2 separate regions of the Homo sapiens genome follow, and region 2 is linked to region 1. Evidence: chromatin contacts called from ENCODE Hi-C or POLR2A ChIA-PET data. All regions are on one chromosome and are shown on one strand. The core of a region is the stretch at or near the end of the contact, and the rest is flanking DNA. Distances in the headings are between cores, read along the strand shown.

Region 1 (7,602 bases), core at 2,323-4,822:
AAAAATGTATCCATTAGGCTGGGCGTGGTGGCTCACGCCTGTAATCCCAGTACTTTGGGAGGCTGAAGTGGTTCGATCGCTTGAGTTCAGGAGTTCGAGACCAGCCTGGCCAATATGAAACCCCATCTCTACTAAAAATACAAAAATTAGCCAGGCATGGTGGCGGGCGCTTGTAATTCCAGCTACCCAGGAGGCTGAGGCAGGAGAATGACTTGAACCTGGGAGACGGAGGTTGCAGTGAGCGGAGACTGCACCACTGCACTCCAGGCCAGGCAACAGAGTGAGACTCCATCTCAAAAAAAAAAAAAAAAAAAGAAGAAGAAGAAGAAAATAAAAATGTATCAGTGGTGGCAAAAAACTTTGAAGTTGAATGTTCGGTTAAGACAAAAATGATAGTGAGGTGGGTTTATCATTAACCAGCCTCAGCATTTCCCAGCGAAACACCAGCAGTTTCCTGGCCCCTGGTAGGCCCTGTCCTCTGGACAAATTCCTGGACCGTGTATTGGCTGATGCACCATCCATAGCAATGCCAGGAAAGAGGAAGGAGGACTAGGATAAATGCTCTGTGGCCACAGAATTCTCTTTCTCACTAATCACAACATTTTATTCAGCCTCCCCCTCTCCCCTATATCACACACATATTATTGGGATTTGCCCTCAAGGTAGGGGTGGTTTTGTTGAATGCTGAGCTGAACAGAAGACTCAGGAAGTTCTCTCTATTCTTTCTATGAATCATACAGACCTAGTCCAAGGCCTTTGGCCAGTTTCAGTCTGGGGAAGTCTTCTCTGAGCTCACTCAGATTTTCAGAATCCAAGCTGCTTCCTGCTGGGCCATGGTCCAGCTGCTCTCTTCTGGGGGGAAGTAAAGTCTCTCCCTAGGGCTTCTTCAGCCCTCAGCTTGCCCTGGACCTGGAGTCCAGCACAGTGGACGTGGCAGTCACCCCTTGGCTGTATCAGCTGGATTAGTCATTCCACCTTGGCTCTGTCTCCCTTCTAGTAACTTTCCACCCGCATGATCATACTCCCCTGGGTCTGGCTGACCCGGGAGCAGACTCTCATTCTTTCACTATTGTTCTAGCCTCTGGAACAAGCACCCACTGCTAAGCTTAGCAGTGCTGCTCAGATTTTCTCTGGAGGAACCCCTAGGGTCAAGGAAAATGTCTTCATCTCCTGAGAGTTTCGGGATGTCTGATATAGACTCTGCAGTCCCCAGTGGTCAACAGTGCCAAATTTTGCGCGCGCGCACACACACACACACACACACACACACACACACACACACACAGATCAAATAAGGACCAAAAGGTATCATTGGATTTGGTAGTTAAGGGGTAACTGGTAACCTTAGTGAGCATGGTTTTCGGTGAAGGGAATGGGAAGTAAATGAAGCCTGGGGTGGGATGGCTGAAAGAAGGGAGATGGGACAGCCGAGGCAGGAGGCATCTTGTTGAAAACCCAGGATCCAGGCAGAAATGGGAATGAGGGGCAAAATGCTGAGGCCATTCTGGGCAAAGGGATGGCACAAACAGGAAATCAGGAGGCGTAGCTAGGTTACAGCCAGAAATGCAGCTACTCTGGACTTGGAGATGAGTCCCTTCCACTTTCTGGCGGTGGTACTGGTACAGTGTGCACCACAGCTGCTGCCCCGAGCATCTTCCAGCTTTGGGTTTTAGTGGCTCACTGTGGCCTGGGGCTGGTGACAGGGCACTGTCGACAGTGCTCAAGCCTTGGGGTCTGGAGACATGAGGGTTTGCCCAGACAGCCTTAGAAAGTCAGCAGGAGCCCTGGCTCAGCTTCCTCCAGGGAGAGGAGGGGGCAGGCCATGTCCTTAGTGGGGTTTATCTGGCCTTCAAAGCCTGTTTCTTGGCCCAGGTGATGAAGTTTGCTCAGAGCGTCTAATCTAGTCTCCAGGGCTGTGGTTGTCAGAGTGTGGTGTCCAGGTCAGCTGCACCAGCAGCATCTGGAAAGGCCAAACATCAGGCCCCACTGTAGACCTATTAAATCCAAAATATTTTTAGCAAATTCTCAAAGGATGCTGCTGGTCCACGTGCTGAGAACCACTGGCCTAGAAGAGCTAGAATTTCCTTCTTCCTTGAGTTATGGTACTAGCAGGACCAGCCTCCAAAGCCATTTCTACAAGGCAGTGGTCAGGACTTACTTGGCTCTTCCTTGAAGGGGACTGCCTTAGTCCATCCAGGAGGCCATAAACTGGGTGGTTACAAGCAACAGAAATTTATTTCTCACACTTCTAGAGGCTGGAAGTCTGAGATCAGTGTCCCTGCAAGGTTGAATTCTGTTGAGGCCCACTTTGCTCTCTGCCTACTTGGTCGTCTGTGTCCTCACATGGTAAAAGAGGTGAGGGAGCTCTCTGGAGCCTCTTTTATTTTTTATTTTTATTTTTTTGAGACAGGATCTCACTCTGTTGCCCAGGCTGGAGTGCAGTAGTGTGATCACTGCTCACTGCAGCCTCCATCTCCTTGGCTCAAGTGATCCTCCTGCCTCAGCCTCCAGAATAGCTGGGACTGCAGGCACATGCCACCATGCCCAGCTAATTTTTTTGAATTTTGGTAGATACAGGGTCTCACTATATTGCCGAGGCTGGTCTTGAACTCCTGAACTCAAGGGATCCTCTGGCCTCAGCCTCCCAAAATGCTGGGATTACAGGCGTGAGCCACTGTGCCTCTTTTACAACGGCACTAATCCCATTCATGAGGGCTCCACCCTCATAACCTAATCACCCCCAAAGGCTCCACCTCCTAATACCATCACCTAGGGAATTTGGTTTCAATATATGAATTTAGGGGGACACAGACATTCAGTTTCCAGCAGGGATGCATGCTGCCCCTGAAGGCAGAGAAACAAGCCTCCAGGACTGTTCCCAGGGCAAACCTCCCAAGGGGCATGGCAGGACCTTGGCAATCTGCATGGTGGCTGGGAAATGCATCTGCCTCTTTGCAGGTGTGTGACCTCGGGTGGGTAGCCAAGATCTCACAGCCTCCGTGTGCCCATTTGTGAAGTGGCGACAGTTACATCCACCACAGATGCTATGAGGATTCATGAGTCCCCACATATTAGGGACCTGGCCCAGGACAAGCCCTCGTGGTTGGCACACAGTGGAATTTAATGGCACTTGCCTCCCCTTTCCACAGCAGCACTGCCTCGAGCTGCTGCCCTGTTCTGCCACCTCACATCCTGCAGGCCCCAGAGGTGTTTCCTGGGCTGTAAGATGATATTGGCCACAGGGACCTTATTTAATATTCTATCCTACCTTAGAAAATTGGGGCCACCTCTTTTCTCTTTCATTCCCCTCCCCTCCCTAGACAGGCCCCACTTAATCCAAAACATAGCTTCTCTTCTACCATTCTCCGTCTCACAGATAGAAAATCTTTTGATTGCTGGCAGGAGAAAGTCCCAATGCTGCAGTGGGGTCCTGATGCCCCGGGCACTCTCCTTCCTGGCGTGGGCCCATCCCTGCAGGCCTGCTAGCTGCCCTGCAGTCCCTCTCAGGATCCACTGGACAAGCAGTCTAGACAGTACGTGACTCTCTCTGCATCTCAGTCCCAGGAGTGTGGGATGATGTCATCCTACCCGTGCTGGAGGTGTTTCTAGCCCCAGGCGGGAGGAGGAGTCACGGGGCACAGTTCTGGTGTTCTCTGTCGGGTGACTTCCCCACCACAGGGAAGTTGGTGACAGATGACAGCAGAGCAAGTCCAGATACAACCTGCAGCATTGGTCTGGGAAGGGACAGGAGAAAGAAAAGGCCTCAGCAGGGCTTGCCTCCCAGCTGCCCGGGCAGAATCTCCATTCTCTTCAGGGTCCATTCTGTAATCCCAGTTCACTTTGAACTAGAGCCTAAATTTGGTTGCTCAAGACTCTCCCTCCTTAAAAAATAAAAGCAGCCCTTGCCGGGCCCTCACCAGTCTCCGGCAGTGAGCACAGTGCTGCTTCTTGCAAGGGCTGTCCATTCTTGTGGTCTCCCCTTCTTCATGTCTCACTTCCACCTTGGCTCACTGACATCAGCCTCAGTCCCCACGCTTCCTCTGACACTGCTCTCACCTAGATCATGGGTGCCTCCAAGTTGCTAAGTCCCAGGGGTCTGGCTCAGTCCTTACCGTTCCAGAGTTCTCTGATGCCCCTGACACAGTGCTAGTGACTATCCCTTCTTGAAAAGCTGCCCCTCGGTTTCCATCCTGCCTCTCTTCTGGCCGTCCTCCAGCCCTTGGCTATTTCTTTGTCTCCTTCACAGGCTCCTCCTTCCCCTCTCACCCTTTAATGACACACTGACCACAGGGCCCTGTCCTTAGCTCCTGTTCTTCTCACTCAGGGCTATTTCTGCAGTGAATTGCATCCACCAGCCACCTCAACCTGTTGTTGTTGTTGTTGTTGTTGTTCTTCTTCTTATTATTATTATTATTTTAGACAGGGTCTCACTCTGTCACCCCAGGCTGGAGTGCAGTCGGATGATCTCGGCTCACTGCAACCTCTGCCTCCCGGGTTCAAGCGATTCTCATGCCTCAGCCTTCCGAGTAGCTGGGATTACAGGCACCCGCCACTACCCCTGGCTTATTTTTTTCTATTTTTAGTAGAGATGGGGTTTCACCATGTTGGCCAGGCTGGTCTCGAACTCCTGACCTCAAATGATCCACCTGCCTCGGCCTCCCAAAGTGCTGGGATTACTTTTTTTTTTTTTTTTTCAAACATGGGGTCTTACTCTGTTGTCTGGGCTGTAGTGCAGTGGCATGATCATGACTTACTGCAGCCTCGAACTCCTGGAATCCAGTAATCCTCCCACTTCAGCCTCCAGAGCAGTTGGAACCACATGTGTGTGCCACCATACATAGCTGTTAAAAAAAAATTTGTTTATGTAGAGATGGGGGCCTTGCTTTGTTTCCTAGGCTGGTCTCAAACTCCTGAGCTCAAGCAATCCTCCTGCCTCGGCCTCCCAAAGTGCTGGGATTACAGGCATGAACCACCATGCTGGGCCAACCTGTACTTCTTATGAAAGAGCCCCAAGCCAAAGCCTGGCCCAGATGTCCCTAACCCTTTTATCCAGCTGCCCACTTGGTATTCCACAGGCATCTCAAATTCAAAGTTCAAAGCCAAACTGATCTTCCCACAAACCTCTCCTGCCTATGCTCCTTCCCTTGAGAAATGTCCACCTATTATTGAAAATTCTAGGAACAACTGGGCACAGTGGCTCACGCCTGTAATCTCAGCACTTTGGGAGAATGGGGTGGGCAGATCACTTGAGGTCAGGAGCTCGAGACCAGCCTGGCCAACATGGTGAAACCTTGTCTCTACTAAAAATACAAAAATTAGCTGGGTGTGGCAGCAAGCGCCTGTAATCCCAGCTACTTGGGAGGCTGAGGCAGGAGAATCACTTGAACCCAGGAGGCGGAGGCTGTAGTGAGCCGAGATCGTACCACTGTACTCCAGCCTGGGCAACAGAGTGAGATTCTGTCTCAAAAAAAAAAAAATAAATAAAAAAGGTAGGAACAGATGAGAAATTCAGAAATAAAGAAAAAAGAAAACAACATTTCCATAGCCCCAGCACATAGAAACAAATCCTTTGGCTATTTGGGAGTGCTTCTTTCTATAATTTTAATATTCCAATTTTCCCATTTAACATTGTAGCATAAGACTGCTCCCATGCTATTACCAGTTCTACATGACTATTTTAAACTGTTGGGAACACAGGACACAGAATAGAGCAAACATTCCAACACAAAAGGGTATAAGGTAAAAAAGAAAACTTCCTTTCATCCCTGGCCCCCAAGGCACTCAGTTCCCTCCCCAAGGCACCTGCTGTTGCTGGCCTCTTGCACATCCTTCTAATGATTCCTGTGCCTATACAAGATCACACACAACGCCCCTCACACACATGCTTTTGGAGAGGTAGGGGACCTTACGATGTTGCCCAGCCTGGCCTTGAACTCCTGGGCTCAAGCAATCCTCTTGCCTCAGCCTCCTGAGTAGCTGGGACTATAGACATGTGCCATCATGCATGGCTACCCCCCACCCCCTTCTTAAACCCACATAACAGCATAGCATACACTCTTGTGGTACACCTTCTCTTTTTTCATTTAACAACATATCTTGGAAATCAGTCCACAGCTGCCCATAGAGAGCTTCTGCATTCTTGTTTCCTGACCTTTAGTGCACTAGGGTATGTCTGTATCCTAGGTGATGAAACTAGTCTTCCACTAAAAGACCTCTCCATTTTTTGCCAGTTTGTTACTAAACATCAGACTACAGTAAAGAAAGACTAGGGTGCAGAAAAGCAACCTCCTTTTCCATGGGCCTGGAAAAGAGGGAATGGGTGTGAGAGAAATTCTAAAGGGAGAATGGGTGAGCTTGGAGTGAAGGAAGAGGAGTGTTAAGCCTGGTACTAATAATAGGAAATGGGGTGATGGGAGGAGATGCTGGCTCAGGTCCGGGATAAGCCTAATTCTGAGCATGTTGGTGCTGAGCAGAAGTGGAGCACCAAAATGATGAGGGTCCCCTCATTCAGGCCCAAAGCATGAGAGGGAGGTTAAGGCCAGAGTCTGAGGCCAAGGATTGAGCTCATGGAGAAGGGTGCACACTGCCACCTTCACAACGACCCTCAGATGTGGGCATTTTACTCCCCTTTTAGAGACAAAGAAGCAGGAGATAAAAGTGGTACACTCAGGCCCCACCCTACCACAGCACAGGCCTACCTGTGCTGAGGAGAGGGGGTGGTCTGGCGGCTGGTCACTATTTAGAGGGGAGCCGAGAGGACAAGGCTGCCTCCAAAGAGGCCCTGCATGTGGAACCCTGGGACTTCATGCACTGATCTCAGAGCATCTTCCCGGATCCTGTCAGGCATCTGAGTGGCAAGGCCTGGGATGGAGTGGGCTGTCTGGGGTCTCCTGGGCCCCGCCTGGCACCCTGCATCCTGCCTGCCTCTAACCTGCGGTCCTATGATCTCCTTCCCGGCAGGTTCTGCCCATCATTGTCTTTTTCAGCTGTGTCATATCCGTTCTCTACCACGTGGGCCTCATGCAGTGGGTGATCCTGAAGGTAAGTTCCCAGTGCCCATGGCCAGGGCTCTCCCAGAGTCACCAGCTCACAGGGTTCACACTGTCCCAGAATGCCTTGCTCCCAGAGCCCAAACCTCCCCAGACACACTGCTCCCCAAGCCCACACCCTTCCAGAGTCCCCTGTTCCCAGTGCCTCCACCTTCCCAGAATCCCCAGCTGCCAAGTTCCACACCTTTCTGGAATCCTTTGCTCCTGAGGCCCATACCTTCCCAGAATCCCCAACTCTTAGAGTTCACACCTTCCTAGAATCCCTTGCTTCTGAAGTCCATATCTTCCCTGAACCCCTGGCTCTTAGAGTTCACACCTTCCTAGAATCCTTTGCTCCTGAGGCCCATACCTTCCCTGAATCCCCTGCTTCCAGGATCTTCACCCTCACAGAATCTAGTGCTGACCAAATGTCCTTTCCCAGGGTCTCCTGTCATGATACTAAAGAGAAATAGCACCAAAGTCTAATGTGGTCCTTGCTAGAGGAAAGGTTGCAGTTTTGAGGCGGCACTGAAAAGGTGTAGAGGGAAGAAAATAATTTATACCGAAAAGATAT
Region 2 (7,073 bases), core at 3,258-5,757, 69 kb before region 1:
CTTTCTGTGGGCTTTGCTGAGGCAACAGTGTTTCATGGGGGAGACGGAGGAGCAGGTGTGCGCTGTAGTGTACAGCAGGTGGCAACTTGGCTACTCATTCGATTTTTAACAAAGCTGAATGTCCAGGAAATGCTGGTTAAATCTGGGTTTATCTAAGGTTCTGGAGTCAGGCATACCTATATGCAAATCTGACTGCCTTAACATGGCGTGATCTAGAGCAAGTTGTAAAACTGGAAGAATAATCATAACAATACCTACTTCGTAGGGCTGTTGTAAGAATCTGGTGCCCTCTAAGAACTAAGTAAGTGGCAGTTGGGATCAGATATGACTATGGTGGGAAACAGAGGCAAAGTGTTTTTACTTGGTAACAGGAGTGCCATCATCTTCTAGGGAACAGGTAGCTGACAGAGAAAAGATTATGTTTTGTGTGGAGACAGGGGTAGTGGAGTGTCCACTCCCCAAAGAGGCAGATGGGTGGCAGCGTTAAGGAGCTTGAGGGGTGGGATTGAGAGGGCAGGAAGGAAACAATTCGTCCCTTTTGGTTATTTCTTTATGTTTCAGGGGCTTGGGGGGCATTATTTCACAGTGGTTTTGGGAGACAGAGTGTTTTATAGTGGGACAGAAAGAAGACAGTGTTTCTTATGAGTGGCAGAAGGAAAAGTATTTCAAGAGTGGGGCTGGGGTGGATAAAATAGATAGAACATATTTACACTGAGACAAATACTGGTTATTTATTTGAAGTCCCAATTTAACTGGGTGTCGGTATTTCTTTCTTTCTTTGGTTTGTTTATTTGTTTGTTTGTTTTTTGAGATGGAGTTGCCCAGGCTGGAGTGCAGTACAGTGGTGCGATCTCAGCTCACTGCAGCCTCCGGCTCCCGGGTTCAAGCAGTTCTTGTGTCTCAGCCTCCAAAGTAGTTGGAATTACAGGTGTGAGGCACCATGCTCAGCTAATTTTTGTATTTTTAGTAGAGACAGGGTTTTGCTGTGTTGACCAGGCTGATCTTGAACTCTTGACCTCAAGTGATCTGTCCACCTCAGCCTCCCAAAATGTTGGGATTACAGGCGTGAGCCGCCGTGCCCAGCCCAGTATTTCTTTTTGCTAAATCTGATAACCTTAAGTGGAGACATCCTCTGGTTTTGGTGAGAACTAAGATGAGACTGTTTCTTAGGATAGAGGAAGCAGTTATAGATCGGGAATGGCTTCATGGGGGAACAGGAGGAAAGCAGTGTTTCCCAGGGGTAGGGACAGAGGACAGGTGGTTTCTCGGAGCAGTGAAGGGAAGCACATGAGGGACAAGCTGATACAGCACCTGGCAGAGGGCAAAGGGGAAAGGATGCTTTGTGGAGAACAGGAGGGGCTTTCCCATGGAGAGAACTTTCATGGTGGGAAGGAGGGAAAGACTAGTTTTAAGGGTGACCATGGGAAATGGTTTTATTTCATGGGTGCTAAGGTTAGACTGTAGGAACAGTAGTTCAGAGGGCTTTGGAGTGGAACAAACCTCAAGGACCTAAAACCAGACTTTCTGGAACCTGTTCCTGACTCTTGTCCCCCTCATGCCTGGTCTCCTGTAGTTTTGGCCACTGGAATGGTAAGTTCACAGTGGCCCGGGGAAGGCTTTGTGGGGCTGCTGCACATGCCTGACAGCCCACAGGCTGGACAGCAGGGACTTTTGGAAGAGATGGCTCTCATAGGCCCTCATAGCTCATTTAGGAAGGGACCAGGCTGGTGGCCAAGTGAGTGTGCAAATCTGGCTTCTCTGCCTAAATGGTGAGGAACCCAATACCAGATGGTGGCATCCTCCTGGTAGGGCCAGAGGAGGAAGTACCAGCCCCCTCTTCCTTGCCTCCCAAAGGTAGGAGGAGGGGCTCAGGCAGTGTGGTACCTGAGAAGTTGTCTGTGTTGGTTCCACTGCTCCAACAAAAACCTCATGGTTAGGCTGGGTACAGTGGCTCATGCCTGTAATCCCAGCACTTTGGAAGGCCGAAGCAGGTGGCTCACTTGAGGTTAGGAGTTTGAGACCAGCTTGGCCAACATGGTGAAACCCCATCTTTACTAAAAATACAAAAAATTAGCCGGGTGTGGTGGCACGTGCCTGTAATTCTGACCACTTGGGTGGCTGAGGCAGGAGAATTGCTAGAACCTGGGAGGTGGAGGTTGCAGTGAGCAATAGTTTAGATAGTCTCATGAGACTAAGGAGACAAAAATTAGAGCCCATGGTCTCAAGAGTGGGAGCCCTTGTAAGCCCCCTGGGTTTTGGGTTGGGACTCTGAAGGTTTGTACCCTAGGAGAAAGGGGAATCAAGTAAATTAGTCTCACGGTATTGAGTTACTGACGAGCTCCAAGTTACATGGATAACTAAGAAATATCTCAATCCCTGAAATTAGAATTAGGTGGTTCAAGATACCTAGTGCCCTCAGGCACCTGGCAGAAGCAAACAAAAATCATATCTGGAGGATGACAGCATCATCTTAAGCCTGAAATTATTTTTAAAAAGTATTTCAAATATAATATTCAGCATGAAATGAAGATAAGTCCACAGAAGATAGAAATTGGCCCACAGGTTGCCGGGCACAGTGGCTCACGCTTGTAATCGCAGTACTTTAGGAGGCTGAGGTGGGCAGATCACTTGAAGCCAGGAGTTCAAGACCAGCCTGGCCAATGTGGTGAAACCCTGTCTCTACTAAAAATATAAGAATTAGGCCAGGCATGGTGGCTCATGCCTGTAATCCCAGCACTTTGGGAAGCTAAGGTGGGTGGATAACAAGCTCAGGAGTTCAAGACCAGCGTGGCCAAGATGGTGAAACCCTGTCTCTACTAACAATACAAAAATTACCTGGGCGTGGTGGCGGATGCCTGTAATCCCAGCTATTCGGGAGGCTGAGGCAGATAATTGCTTGAACCTGGGAGGCGGAGGTTGTGGTGAGCTGAGATTGCACCACTGCACTCCAGCCTGGGTGACAGAGTGAGGCTCCATCTCAAAAAAACCCAAAAAAACAAAAAACAAAAATTAGCCAGGTGTGGTGGTGCATGCCTGTAATTTCAACTACTTGGGAGGCTGAGGCACGAGAATCACTTAAACCTGGGAAGCAGAGGTTGCAGTGAACTGAGATTGTGCTACTGCACTCCAGCCTCGGTGACAGAGTGAGATTCTGTCTCAAAAAACAAAAGAAAAGAAAGAAATTGGCCCACAGGTTTCCAACTTTTGGAATTATTAGACATGAATTATAAAATTAAAATTAGTTTACCTCCTTCATATATCGAAGGAGATAAGAAGACAAGATTGCAAATTTCACCAAATACCTAGAAACTATAAAAAGTGGAAAAGGCCGAGCGCAGTGGTTCACGCCTGTAATCCCAGCACTTTGGGAGGCTGAGGCAGATGGATCACCTGAGGTCAGGAGTTCGAGACTAGCCTGGCCAACATGGTGAAACCCCATCTCTACTAAAAATACAAAACTTAGCTGGGTGTGGTGATGCACATCTGTAATCCCAGCTACTCAGTAGGCTGAGGCAGGAGAATCGCTTGAACCCGAGAGGTGGAGGTTGCAGTGAGCTAGGATCACGCCACCGCGCTCCAGCCTGGGCAACAGAGCGAGACTCCGTCTCAAAAAAAAAAAGGTGGAAAAGACTTGAAAATGAACCAACTAGAATTCCAGAGCTGAAAAATACAATAACTAATATTATTTATTCTGGTTATGGCAGTTTTATTTCTGGATAAGATGGAGTAAATACACTTGATTCTGTATCTCCCACTGAATGCAGCCTAAAATTTAGGCAAAATGTATAATACACCTACTTGACAACTTTGAAAAGCAAATAGTCGCAGACAGATTGGGGATGAAGACCAGAACTCAAAGTACCACTGAACCTACGGTGTTTACTTTTTTTTTTTTTCCCTTCTGGCATTTCCTGGCCTGGTCTTAATGCTGTTTGAAACCCAGATGTAAACATTAACTTGGGCAGAGAGAGTTCCAGAAGCCCTCTAGATCAGCCTTCAGGAATGGAAAAGAGATTTCTTGGCAGTGACAGTGGTAGCAACAGAGGCCACAGGTGCCTAAAACTTTGAGAGAAGAGAATCTTCCCCTCTATTCAGAGGAGCTGTGATCCTAAGAGTGGGACAAGTCCCTGTTCCTTTTTTTTTCTCCTGGGTCTCTTCCTTGGTCCAGATCACAGGCTCATGTGTGAAACAATGTGGCAGAGAGGGGTAAAGGAAGCTCCAGCTATTTGGCCAGAAGACTGAAAAAGGGGGCCCTATGGGGGAAACCGTGGAAAGGGAAAAGCTTGGGAAAATGACCTCTGAGAATCATTAATGACCTCTGGGTTTATAAACTCTTTATAAATTTCTGGGCTCATCCCCAGATTGTTCCTGCATGGATCTGATTCTGAAGAGCATATAAAAAACTTTGAGAATGAAATACTTGGGAGAATAAAAAACTTCGAGAATAAAAACACTAATGAACCATCATGTAAGTCCCACACTGGCCACTGGGTGGCACACACACAGGGCAGATCCAAATAGCACTGCAGGCCGGGTGTGGTGGCTCATGCCTGTAATCCCAGCACTTTGGGAAGCCGAAGCAGGCAGATCACTTGAGGTCAGGAGTTCGAGACCAGCGTGGCCAAAATAGTGAAACACTTTCTCTACTAAAAATAGAAAAAATTAGCCAGGCATAGTGGCACATGCCTGTAGTCCCACCTACTCGGGAGGCTGAGGTGGGAGAATTGCTTGAACCCGGGAACCTGGGAGGCAGAGGTTGCAGTGAGCTGAGATCATGCCATTGCACTCCAGCCTGGGTGACAGAGTAAAGCTTCGTCTCAAAAATAAAACAACAACAATAAAAAAACCCCAAACAGCATTGGAAATGCTTGGAAAATGGAACCGAGATTGAAACTATAACCTCAGAGGCCTGAATGGAATTTGTAGCCTGAACACAACTAGGTAGATTGCCTTCCAAGACAAAGATGTTAATACTCTCCATAAGATTTAAACAAGAATCAGAGTCTTGTAATATTTAAAATGTCCAAATACAATAAAAGTTACATGGCATATGAAAAATCATGAAAATCTCCACTTGCATGGAAAGACAATCAAAGAGTGCCAATGCCACAGTGACACAGATGTTAGAATCATCTGACTTTAAAATCATCTGACTTTACTATAAAAATGTGGCAAGTAAGGGTGAATACTCTGGAAACAAATGGAAAGATAGAAAGTCTCAGCAAAGAGGTAAAAGACTAGGCTGGGGAACATGGCAAAACCCTGTCTTTACAAAAAATACAAAAAAGTTAGCTGGGCATAGTGGTGTGTGTCTGTAGTCTGAGCTATTTGCAGGGCTGAGGTGGGAAGAACACTTGAACCCAGGATGTTGAGGGTGCAGTGAGCTGAGATCACGCCACTGAACTCCAGCCTGGACAAAGGGAGACCCTGTCTCAAAACAAACAAACAAACAAACAAAAAGAGGTAAAAGATATGAAGAACCAAATATCAATTTTATTCATTTTTTATTTTTTATTTTTTTGAGACAGAGTTTTGCACTTGTTGCCCAGGCTGGATTGCCTGGCACGCTGCAGTGGCATGATCTCGGTTCACTGCAACCTTCACCTCCTGGGTTCAAGAGATTCTCCTGCCTCAGCCTCCTGAGGGAGTAGCTGGGATTACAGACGTGTGCCGCTACACTTGGCTAATTTTGTATTTTTAGTACAGGGGTTTCACTGTGTTGGCCAGCCTGGTCTTGAACTCCTGACCTCAGGTGATCCACTCACCTCAGCCCCAAATATCAATTTTAGAATTGAAATTTACAATAACTGAATAAAAAGACTTACTGGTTGAGCCCAACAACAGAGTGATAGGTGACAGGGAGAAGACAGTGAACTTGAAGTTAAAGCAATAGAAATTATTCAATCTGAACACATACGCCCATACACGCACAGAGAGAGAGGAAGGGAGGGAGAAACGGGGAGAGAGAGAGAGAGAGAGAGAGAGAGAGAGAGAGAGAGAGGAATCAGAAAAATCAATGAACAGAGCCTCAGAGACTTGGAGTGCTGTATCAAAAAGTCTAACATTTGTGTCACTGGATAATCAGAAGGAGAAAGAGAAAGACAGTGATGCAGAAAAAAATATCTGAAGGAATAATGGCTGAAAACTTTCAAAATTTGGCAAAAGTCAAGAAGTTCAGCAAACCCTAAACAGGAAAAGCCCATAGAATTCCACATCCAGAAACCTCATAGCCAAACTGTTGGAAAGTAAAGACAATGAAAAACTCTTGGAAGTAGCCAGAGAAACATAATACATTATTTATAGGGAAGCAATGATTTGAATGACTATAGATTTCTCATCAGAAACAATGGAGGCCAAAAGGAAGTGGAACAACATTTTTTTTTAATGCTAAAAAAAAGAACTTTCAACCTATAATTCTACATTTAGCAAAAATATCTTTAAGTATTGAAAGTGAAATAAAGACATTCTCAGATAATGGAAAAAACAAGACACTACATTGTCAGCAGACCTGTTCTAGAAGAATTGCTAGGCTGGGAGCTGTGGCTCACGCCTGTAATCCCAGCACTGTGGGAGGCTGAGGCAGGTGGATCACCTGAGGTCATGAGTTCGAGACCAGCCTGACCAACATGGTGAAACCTTGTCTCTACTAAAAATACAAAAAAAATTAGCCAGGGGTGGTGGGGGGCACCTGTAATCCCAGCTACTGGGGAGGCTGAGGCAAGAGAATCACTTGAACCTAGGAGGCAGAGGTTGTGGTGAACTGAGATTGCACCACTGTACTCCAGCCTGGGTGACAAAGCCAGACTTGATCTCAAAAAAAAAAAAATAAAAAGAAAAAGAATTGCTAAAGTAAATTTTTCATAGAGAAAGGAAATAATACCAGAAGGAAACTTGAAACATCAAGAATGAAAGAAGGGCAATGGAAATGGTAAATATCCTGGTAAATATAATAGATTATTTCATCTTGATTTCTTTAAAATATGTTTGAAGGTAAAAAGTAAAAAAAAAAAATTACATTGCTGGAGTTTTTTTAATGTATGCAAATATAATATATAAGACAAATACAACATAAA

What was found. Hi-C counts contacts between places; a loop is a spot of excess contacts on that map. ChIA-PET counts read pairs that join two places held with the same protein, here RNA polymerase II (POLR2A). Pooled maps may share reads with other maps.
Region 2: a loop to region 1 is called in a map of heart left ventricle, with 3 times the contacts of the local background. The contact joins two enhancer-like sites. A Hi-C loop is called at or near these places in 55 of 168 maps with a recorded cell type or tissue (B cell, CD4-positive, alpha-beta memory T cell, CD8-positive, alpha-beta T cell and 34 more), 36 of 37 single-sample maps with no recorded cell type and 40 of 50 pooled maps. POLR2A ChIA-PET finds 5 or more read pairs at or near these places in 7 of 52 experiments (BJ, CD4-positive, alpha-beta T cell, GM12878 and 4 more).

What each region holds. Positions count from the first base shown.
Region 1 is chr15:84,911,564-84,919,165 of GRCh38, forward strand. It overlaps SLC28A1 (solute carrier family 28 member 1), which reads left to right. Exons shown (of 19, transcript NM_004213.5): 10 at 6,961-7,041. Among named protein-coding and RNA genes, the nearest start is that of SLC28A1, 31 kb to the left of the region's middle. RefSeq lists an enhancer at 3,755-3,954. Within about 2 kb of position 3,573, at least 21 of the 41 ENCODE cell types and tissues checked have a DNase peak (open chromatin) inside an H3K27ac peak, as active enhancers do; they include ascending aorta, gastrocnemius medialis, heart left ventricle and 4 more, where a contact is called at or near this core.
Region 2 is chr15:84,841,249-84,848,321 of GRCh38, forward strand. The region is part of intron 5 of ALPK3 (alpha kinase 3); the gene reads left to right. Among named protein-coding and RNA genes, the nearest start is that of ALPK3, 27 kb to the left of the region's middle. RefSeq lists an enhancer at 1-8. Within about 2 kb of position 4,508, at least 10 of the 41 ENCODE cell types and tissues checked have a DNase peak (open chromatin) inside an H3K27ac peak, as active enhancers do; they include ascending aorta, gastrocnemius medialis, heart left ventricle and 4 more, where a contact is called at or near this core.